Regions from separate parts of the Homo sapiens genome. Here region 1 is linked to region 2. Evidence: read pairs that join two places in POLR2A ChIA-PET (ENCODE). Cell type or tissue: GM12878. All regions are shown on one strand. Links, peaks and the distances in the headings refer to the core of each region. The heading gives the core; the rest is flanking DNA.

Region 1 (4,400 bases), core at 217-4,216, 460 kb after region 2:
GGTGGTTCACGTCCCTGCTACTCGGGAGGCTGAGGTGGGAGGATTACTTAAACCTGGGAGGTTGAGGCTGCAGTGAGCGTTGATTGCACCACTGCACTCCAGCGTGGGTGACAGGAGTGAGACCATGTCTCCAAAAAAAAAAAAGAAGGAAAGAAAAAGCTTTTGTATTTCCTTTCGTGTAGGTCTGCTAATGACAAAGTCTCTGGGTTTTTTGTTTGACTAGAGAAATGTTTTAATTTTAACCTTATTCTTGAAGGTTTTGTTTTTGTTTTCATTTTGTTTTGTGTGCTAAGTACAGAATTCTCATTGGCATTTATTTATTTAGAGACAGAGTCTTGCTCTGTGGCCCAGGCTAGAGTACAGTGGCACGATCTCCGCCTCCCAGGTTCAAGCGATTCTCCTCCCTCAACCTCCTGAGTAGCTGGGGCTACAGGCATGCACCACTACACCTGACTAATTTTTGTATTTTTAGTAGAGACGGGGTTTCACCGTGTTGCCCAGGCTGATCTCAAACTCCTGAGCTCAAGTGATTTGCCTGCCTTGGCCTCCCAAAGTGCTGGGATTATAGGCATGAGCCGCCGTGCCTGGCCAGCATTTATTTTCTTTTCAGCTCTTTAAGGAAGTCATTCCATTATCTCTGGGTTCCATTGTTGAGAAGCCAGCTGTCATTCTAATGGTTGCCCTTTGAAGATAACTTTTTTCCCTCTGCTATTTTAAATATTTCCTCCTTGTATTTTATTTTCAACAGGTGTAATGTGGCACATATATCAGCAATTGTTATGTTACATACAATACATATTGTGCAACATATGTATCATTATCAGTTATTGCTGTGTAACAAACTACTCCAGAACACAGTGGCTTATAAAAGGAATCATTTATTTAGTCCTTAAATCTGCAATTTGAGCAGAGCTCAGTGGGAAAGCCTCAGCTTTACTTTATATGGCACCATATAAGGTAACTCGCAACTGGCAAGTTGGTGCTGGCTGTTGGCTGGTAGTTCATTCAGGGCTCAGGGCCCAGGACCAAGAGTCGTCACCATGGCTTGCTTCAGCCTCCTTGAGGCATGATGGCTGGGTCCCAAGAGAAGAGAAATAGAAACTTCCAGTCTCTTAAGGCATTGGTCTGGAAGCTGGGACGGCATCACTTTTGCCATATTCTGTTGGTAACGCAGTTACATCGCCAGATTAAAGGGTAAAGAGATACAAATTCCCACTGCTCAGTGCAAGGAATATCAGTGATTTTAGGGGGCCCTGTTTTAAAACCCCTACAAGGTGCTAAGCGTGGATTTCTGGGGCTTTCTTGTTTTTTGTTTTTTTCTATGTGTTTTTTTTTTTTTTTTTGGTGGTGGGGTCAGGGAGGGCTTATAGGGTATGTTAAATCAGCAGAATAATTTTATTTATTTATTTGGAGATGGAGTTTCACTCTTTTGCCTAAGCTGGAGTGAAGTAGCGTGATCAGAGATGGAGTTTCACTCTTTTGCCTAAGCTGGAGTGAAGTAGCGTGATCTCGGCTCACTGCAACCTCCGCCCCGCTGGTTCAAGCAATTCCCCTGCCTTAGCCTCCCAAGTAGCTGGGATTATAGGCACCCACCGCCACGCCCGGCTAATTTTTATATTTTTAGTAGACATGGGGTTTCGCCATGGCTAGTCTGGAATTCCTGACCTCAGGTGATCCACCCACCTTGGCCTCCCAAAGTGGTGGGATTACAGGTATGAGCCACTGTGCCTGACCTATAATGTTTTTTAAAAATCAGTTTTGGAAAGTTTGCAGACATTAACTTTTCAAATGTAGCTTCCATTTGATTCTTTTTCTACTCTGCCTCTGATCCTCCACTTATGTATGTATGCTAGATCTTTTATTAGATAGTCTGTGTCTCTTATGTACTCTACTATATTTTGTATTCTTCTGTCTCTCCATGCTTTATTCTGTTTACTCTTTCCTGATTATATTTTTTAATTTTGTAATTTCCATTTGATGCTTTTTTGATCATTCAAAACTCTTCACCAAAATTCTAAATTTCCTTTTTTAACCTCTCGAATGTTATCACAGTTACTTTAAAGTCTATTTTGGATAACTTAAATATTTACAGTCCCCTCACAGATATGTTTCTTTTGTATATTGTTTCTGTTGGTTTTCTTTCATGTCTTATCTCCACATATGCCTGGTGAGTTTTGATTATGTGTTGGTCATTGTATTTGCAAGTATGCTCGTAGAAATAATCTGGAATGGCCGGGCGCAGTGGCTCATGCCTGTAATCCCAGCACTTTGGGAGGCTGAGGCAGGTGGATCACGAGATCAGGAGATCAAGACCATCCTGGCTAACATGGTGAAACCCCATCTCTACTAAAAATACAAAAAATTAGCTGAGCATGGTGGCACGTTCCTGTAATCCCTGCTACTCGGGAGGCTGAGGCAGGAGAATCACTTGAACCAGGAGGCAGAGGTTGCAGTGAGCCGAGATCACGCCACTGCACTCCAGCCTGGGTGACAGAGCGAGACTCCGTCTCAAAAAAAAAAAAAAAAAAAAAAAAAGAAATAATCTAGAGCCTAGTTTGATGTTTCCTTACAAAGAATGAATTTATTTTTGCTTCTCCCATTGCAACTAGGATAACCTCAGTCTAGTTTCTGGAACTGAAATCACTTGAGGCTGAACTGTGGTCTCTGTGAGAGCGTGTCTGTGTATGGCTCACCCTTATTCCTAGGCTACGTAGTTCTTTAGGACCCTAACCCAAAGTAAGAGATGTTCATCAGGGCTCTCCTCTTGGCAGACGCCTGGGCTCCAGTCCCTGTGTCCTGAGCCCCATGAGGCTGTTACTGGTGCTGCTCGTCTGCCCATCCTCTCCAGTAACAGCCACCTGAACACTGCAATTCCTGGGTTTCCATCATTCCTTCCAGCCTGGTGAGTCATCAGTGTCTTTTGAGGTATCCAGTGCCTGCCAGCAGATGTTTTTTAATAATTTGTCCAGCATTTCTGGCTGTCCTCAGTAGGTGGTCTGTTTCACATTCCCTAGTCTGCTGTTAATGGAAAGTGGAAGTTCTGAGAGAGAATCATCGTTCCCGTCAGCATTCAAATGCCTGATTACACTTTCCCCATTCGCTATCCTTTCCTTTATTTGCTCCTCACCACAGCAAAACTCCTCAAAAATATCTATCTTTGCAATCTTCAGATTCTCACATTGTGTCCTTAAACCCACTTTAATCAGGCCTTGGTTCCCTCCATTCCACTAAAAGTAATGTTGTCAAGGTCGTGCATGCCTCCGTGATGCTAATTCCAGTGATGAGTTTTCAGTTGTCATTCTCTGACATATCGGCAACACTTGATGTGGAGTACCCTGATGTTGAGAGGCTGGTGAGATGAAGGAAAAACCCAGCCAAGGGCAATGAGGAATGGCTTCCTTCCGCCTCCTCCTTCCCTATCTTTGTTGTGGTTTTTGTTGTTTCTGTAACACTGATTACGTTATAGTTTATTTAATGTACTTCCTTATTCTATGTTTTTACTTTAGTCATTTTGTTGATCTCCTCCATAATAACATAGGCTCGGGCCAAGCACAGTGGCTCACGCCTGTAATCCCAGCACTTTGGGAGACCAAGATGGGTGGATCACTTGAGGTGAGGAGTTCGAGACCAGCCTGGCCAACATGGCGAAACCCTGTGCCTACTAAAAATACAAAAATTAGCTGGGCGTGGTAGCAAGCGCCTGTAATCCCAGCTACTAGGGAGGCTGAAGCAGGAGAATTGCAGGAGAATCACTTGAACCCAGGGGGCAGAGGTTGCAGTGAGCTGAGATCGCGCCACTGCACTCCAGCCTGGGTAACAGAGTGAGACTCTGTCTCAAAAAAAAAAAAAAAAAAAAGGCTTCAGGAGGGCAGAGCATTTTATGCAATTGTTCATTAATTGACCCCTCCATTTGGCACAGATCACATGCCCAGTAGTTAACTGTTAATCAACGCACTCTCTGTGGAACAACAGGCTGGTCCCGTTGAGCCAACACTCTCTGGGCACTGCCTTCACTAGACTCTGGCTGGCTGCTGCGCTTGTAGAGGTATGCAAGACAAAACCTTTTGGTATGTTAAAAGCCCTGGTCAGAACTTTAAGTAACCATCACTGACATATAATGGTTATGGTTTTGAAAGTGCTTTTATAGTGGTTTTTCATCTGTCCTCACAGCACCTCTGGGAGGTAGGTAGGACAGGTACAGTTAGTCTCATGTTTCAAATGGGGCTCAGAGAGGGAAAAGGATTTCCCAAGATCACACAGCACCTTAGTAGCAAAACTTGGACTCAACCTCAACACTTAAAAATGAACAAAGCTGGCCGGGCGCAGTGGCTCATGCCTGTAATCCTAGCACTTTGGGAGGCCCAGGCAGGCAGGTCACCTGAGGCCAGGAGTTTAAGATC
Region 2 (4,400 bases), core at 124-4,123:
TCAGATGCCAGGTTCACTGTCATTGCCCTAGAGAAGCTGTCCCTGACTGCCAGCCTCTGTCTTCCCATAACCTATCTCAATCTCTGTACAGTACTTATCTTCCTGTTGGGTTGATGTGTTGTTTAGAGTTTGTCTCCCTCTCTTAGAAGGTAAACTCTGTCCGGGCGCGATGGCTCAAGCCTGTAATCTTCAGCACTTTGGGAGGCCCAGGCAGGCGAATCACTTGAGGTCAGGAGTTCAAGACCAGTCTGGCCAACATGGTGAAACCCCATCTCTACTAAAAATACATAAATTAGTTGGGCGTGGCAGTGCGTGCCTATAATCCCAGCTACGGGGAGGCTGAGGCAGGATAATTGCTTGAACCAGGGGGCGGAGGTTGCAGTGAACCAAGATCGTGCCACTGCACTCCAGCCTGGGTAACATTTATTGCTGTTCTATCTCTTTTACCTCCTAGAACAGACCTAACACAAAGAAGACACTTAACAAATATTTCTGGACTTCGTGAATGAGGTCATCTATGTAAACTCTTGGCCCTGTGCTTAGCATATGACTGTGCTCTGTAAACGTCAGTTCCCAAAAAGTGCAGATGACATAGGTGCTGCAGAGGGACAGCCATCACCCAGAGACCAAGACCAAAATATTATTCAGTGTTTGGGTACTGCCTGTCACAATGGCTTGAAACAAGCGTGTGTTCTTTGTACTGAAATACATAAACTCTTCTGACAGTTATTTCAGGAACCTAGTTAAGAGATTCCATTTACTGCCCCCAAAATAGAAATAATCAAAAACTCTGGAACCTTGAGCACAGCTGAAGTTTTAATGGGCAAACCAGGATAGAGGGAGTAATTGGGTTTTGTGGTGGGGATAGAGCCTCTCTCATCAAGAGCAGACACGTTTTCCCATCTGCTCAATGAAAGAGCTGGCTGTGTTCAAAATATGCATTTCAATGGCAGTAGTCTGTCTGAGAGTCCACAATTCAGGGGAATGAGTTGCAATTACTTTCCATCTCTGGTCTCCTGTCTGCCCTTCTCTTGTTTAAGTGTTAGGGATTTGCACAGTGGAAATGCAAAAGTATCTAACCACAGAGCTGGCTTCTGCTATGAGACCCAGCTATAAATTAGGACACCCACCTATTAGAGACTGAGTCATTTGTTCATTTAATAAATATTTTTAAAGATAAAAAGTTTTAGGAAATGGAATCTGAGGGAGAAAATGATAGGGAGAGAGAAAACCAGGGAGATGAAAAGAGCAGCAGGCAGGATATTCTCTCCTGCGTCTCTTTGCACAGTAGCTCAACTCTGTGTCCCCCTTTCCCAGCTCCCCAGGTCCTAAACCTGGAGAAGTAGTATATAGTTGAGAGACCAGACTATCAAATTAGGCATGGACTAGAATCCTAGCTCTTAACCTGGCCAACATGGTGAAACCCTGTCTCTACTACAAACACAAAAATTAGATGGGCGTGGTGCCATGCACCTGTGGTCCCAGCTACTTGGGGGACTGAGGCATCTCTTGAACCCAGGAGGCAGAGGTTGCAGTGAGCTGAGATCGCACCCCTGCACTCCAGCCTGGGCAGTAGAGCGAGACCCTGTCTCAAAAAAAAGAATTCTAGCTCTCAGATGAGTCATTTCATCTCACTGAACCTCAGTTTTCTTATCAGTAAAATAGGTACCTAGAGAAATCAGTCACAATGTGGGCGTTAAATATGATCTTACATGCAAGCACTCAGCAAACAGCATAGCACAGAGTAAGAACTCAATAAACATTAGCTCTTAATCATATTATACAAGGGTGGTACCTAGAGAAACACAGCTGGAGATTAGGAAAAATGATGTCTTTGAGCCAGGAAGGCATACATTTCAGGGACTCCCAACATCCGTGAAACCCAGTTGTACACACCTTCCCCGTTATATATGTCAGGTGCAAACACATAGTATTAGGATCCTGAGCTTTGTCTCTGGGAAGATGATGAGATAGCTAGAAACTGCATTGTCAGGGTCCAAGGACATCCCTGGGCTGGGACCTTGGACCTAGATCCTTGCAGGGGGGAAAACAAACAAATTATATATATCATATATATTATAAATATATATTATATAATATATGTTATATATTATATATGATATATATTATATAATATATGTTATATATTATATATGATATATATTATATGTTATATATTATATATGATATATATTATATATGATATATAATATATGTTATAATATATGTTATATATTATATATTATATATATAATATATATACAGCATAGATATATATAATATAATATATATATATTATATATAATATATATACAGCATAGATATATAATATATAATATATATATTATATATATAATTATATATAATATATATATAATTATATATAATATATATATATAATTATATATAATATATTTACATATATATAATATATATATAAAAATATATTTCTTTGTAGAATTTTTGTAGTGCCAAAAAAAGACAGTGAAAGAAGGCCTCTGTAAGGAGGAATCATCACCAAAGTTCTCAGTTGCAAACTGTAGAATCCACTCTAGCTATTAAGCAGAAAGAAATGTATTAAAGGTGCACAGCTACCCTGGAAGAGTCTCCGTGTTAGCTTCAGAGGCCATGCTGCCAAGAATGATGGCCAAACCATACTGCCTCTGCCAAGGTGTGCTACTGTGTGCCAGTGTGACTGAGGACTGGATGTTAAAAGTTCTACTCTACTCCTTGAAAAACCAGTTGCTCCTGTCAACAGTCTCTCCAAAAACTGGAGTCCGCATACTTCCCATTTCCTCCCCATTGCTCATTTCCATCTTGAAATCTCAGGCAGGGGTGGTGCATCTGCAGGTAGAGCCTAGGTGAAATGTCTGCACCCCAGCTGCAACTTAAGTCTCTTACCTTGGGGATGGGTTTCACATATGTGGAGAAGAAAAAGCACACATGTAACAAGTAATGACCCCAGAAGATACCATTTGAGCTGAGAACCAAGAGATGAGGAGTCAGCCATTGGAAGAGTAAATGGCAGAACCTTCCAGGAAGAAGGGACAGCATGTGCAAAGGCCCTGAGGCGAAAAAAAAGAGCTCGAGTGTTCAGGAAACAGAGAAGGCCAATACTGTACCCCAGAGAGTGAGAAGAGAAGCACAAGCGAAGGCTGGGATGTTGGCAGGGCTGGATGCTGCAGAGTTGTAAGCATCATAGAAAGGAATATGAATATGGATATAATTGAAGTGCCATGATAATTCATTACATTAGGGATGACATGATGTGATTTATATTTTTTAAAGATCACACTGTCTTTTGAATATGGAGGATGTATTGGAGGGGCACAGAAGACCAGCTGGGAGGCTTCCGTATTTGTCTAAATGACAAATATGGAAGGTGGCAAGAAGCAGACAGACCTGACGCATTGGGAGATGGATCTTTCAACACTTGCTAGTGGGTTGGCTTTGGGAGTGGGGAGGAGAAGTGGGGGAAGAAAGGACGGAGTTGAAGGTTGCTTCCCAGGTGTGCGGCTTCAGCATCTGAATGGTGCCATTTACTGAGATGGACAGCGTAGGGTTTGGGTTAGTGGAAAGCTATCAAGAGTTCAACTTTGAACTTGTTAACTTTAAGATGCCTATGAAAAGTGCAAATGAAGATAGATGCCAAGTGGGTAAATATACAAGACTGGACTTTGGAGGAGAGACCTGGCTTACAGAGAGAACAATTTCTACCCAAGCCAAAATATGGGAACTAGGAGTGCACGACTACAGTGGAACCACGGGCAAAGGCACTGGGGTACAGTGCTGGCCTTTCTGGGCTTGGTGCCAGGAGACCTACATTTCCATCTAAGTGATGCACCTATCAGTTACATTGCTTGAGGCAAATCTAGGCCTCAATGTTTTTATCCACAAAATGGGCATCGCGACTGGTATTGATTCTTATAGATTCAATCTAGGGGTAGGTGATGTCCCAGAGATTGTCGTTTAGTTATGTCTTGTCAGAATACCTACTAATTTAACCAGAATTTTCCCAAGTTCAACAGCATAGATATAGTCAGTGTCCTTAACAATAAGGACTCAAGATTTTTGCAGCTCTTGCCCATACCTGCTAATTCCAGGTCTGCGCAGCTCCCTCCGCACCCAGACATTTCTAGGCATCCCTAGATTGTATCTCATAGTAGCTCAAATTTAGGCTCCCCAACCCCCAACTCTGTACAATAACAACTGAGCCCTCAGCGTGCTGAATCTGAGCAGCTGGGTGGCCAGGTGGGCTGGAACACTTCCATCTCCTCTATGCTGGGATGGGACAGGGGGTCTCAGAACAGTCTTGGTTTACCCCCAACCCTTATGGTAGTCACCTTGCCTCATACACCCCTGGGGTGGTGGCTGGTCACAACATCGGGGAATGGATAGGA

The links. ChIA-PET counts read pairs that join two places held together with the same protein. Peaks named below come from ENCODE experiments on the same cell type or tissue, not always from the same donor. Only the 100,000 strongest peaks of a DNase experiment are listed, where the experiment ranks them.
Region 1: POLR2A ChIA-PET joins it to region 2 with 8 read pairs; 2 of 35 experiments call an interaction of 5 or more read pairs at or near these places.

What each region holds. Positions count from the first base shown.
Region 1 is chr22:38,146,995-38,151,394 of GRCh38, reverse strand. The region is part of intron 2 of PLA2G6 (phospholipase A2 group VI); the gene reads left to right. Among named protein-coding and RNA genes, the nearest start is that of PLA2G6, 33 kb to the left of the region's middle. In GM12878, for the core only: no CTCF peak of the experiment used is centred there; a DNase peak (open chromatin) is centred at 345; H3K4me3 peaks cover 380 bases.
Region 2 is chr22:38,611,082-38,615,481 of GRCh38, reverse strand. The region is part of intron 11 of FAM227A (family with sequence similarity 227 member A); the gene reads left to right. Among named protein-coding and RNA genes, the nearest start is that of DMC1, 43 kb to the right of the region's middle. In GM12878, for the core only: no CTCF peak of the experiment used is centred there; a DNase peak (open chromatin) is centred at 1,680.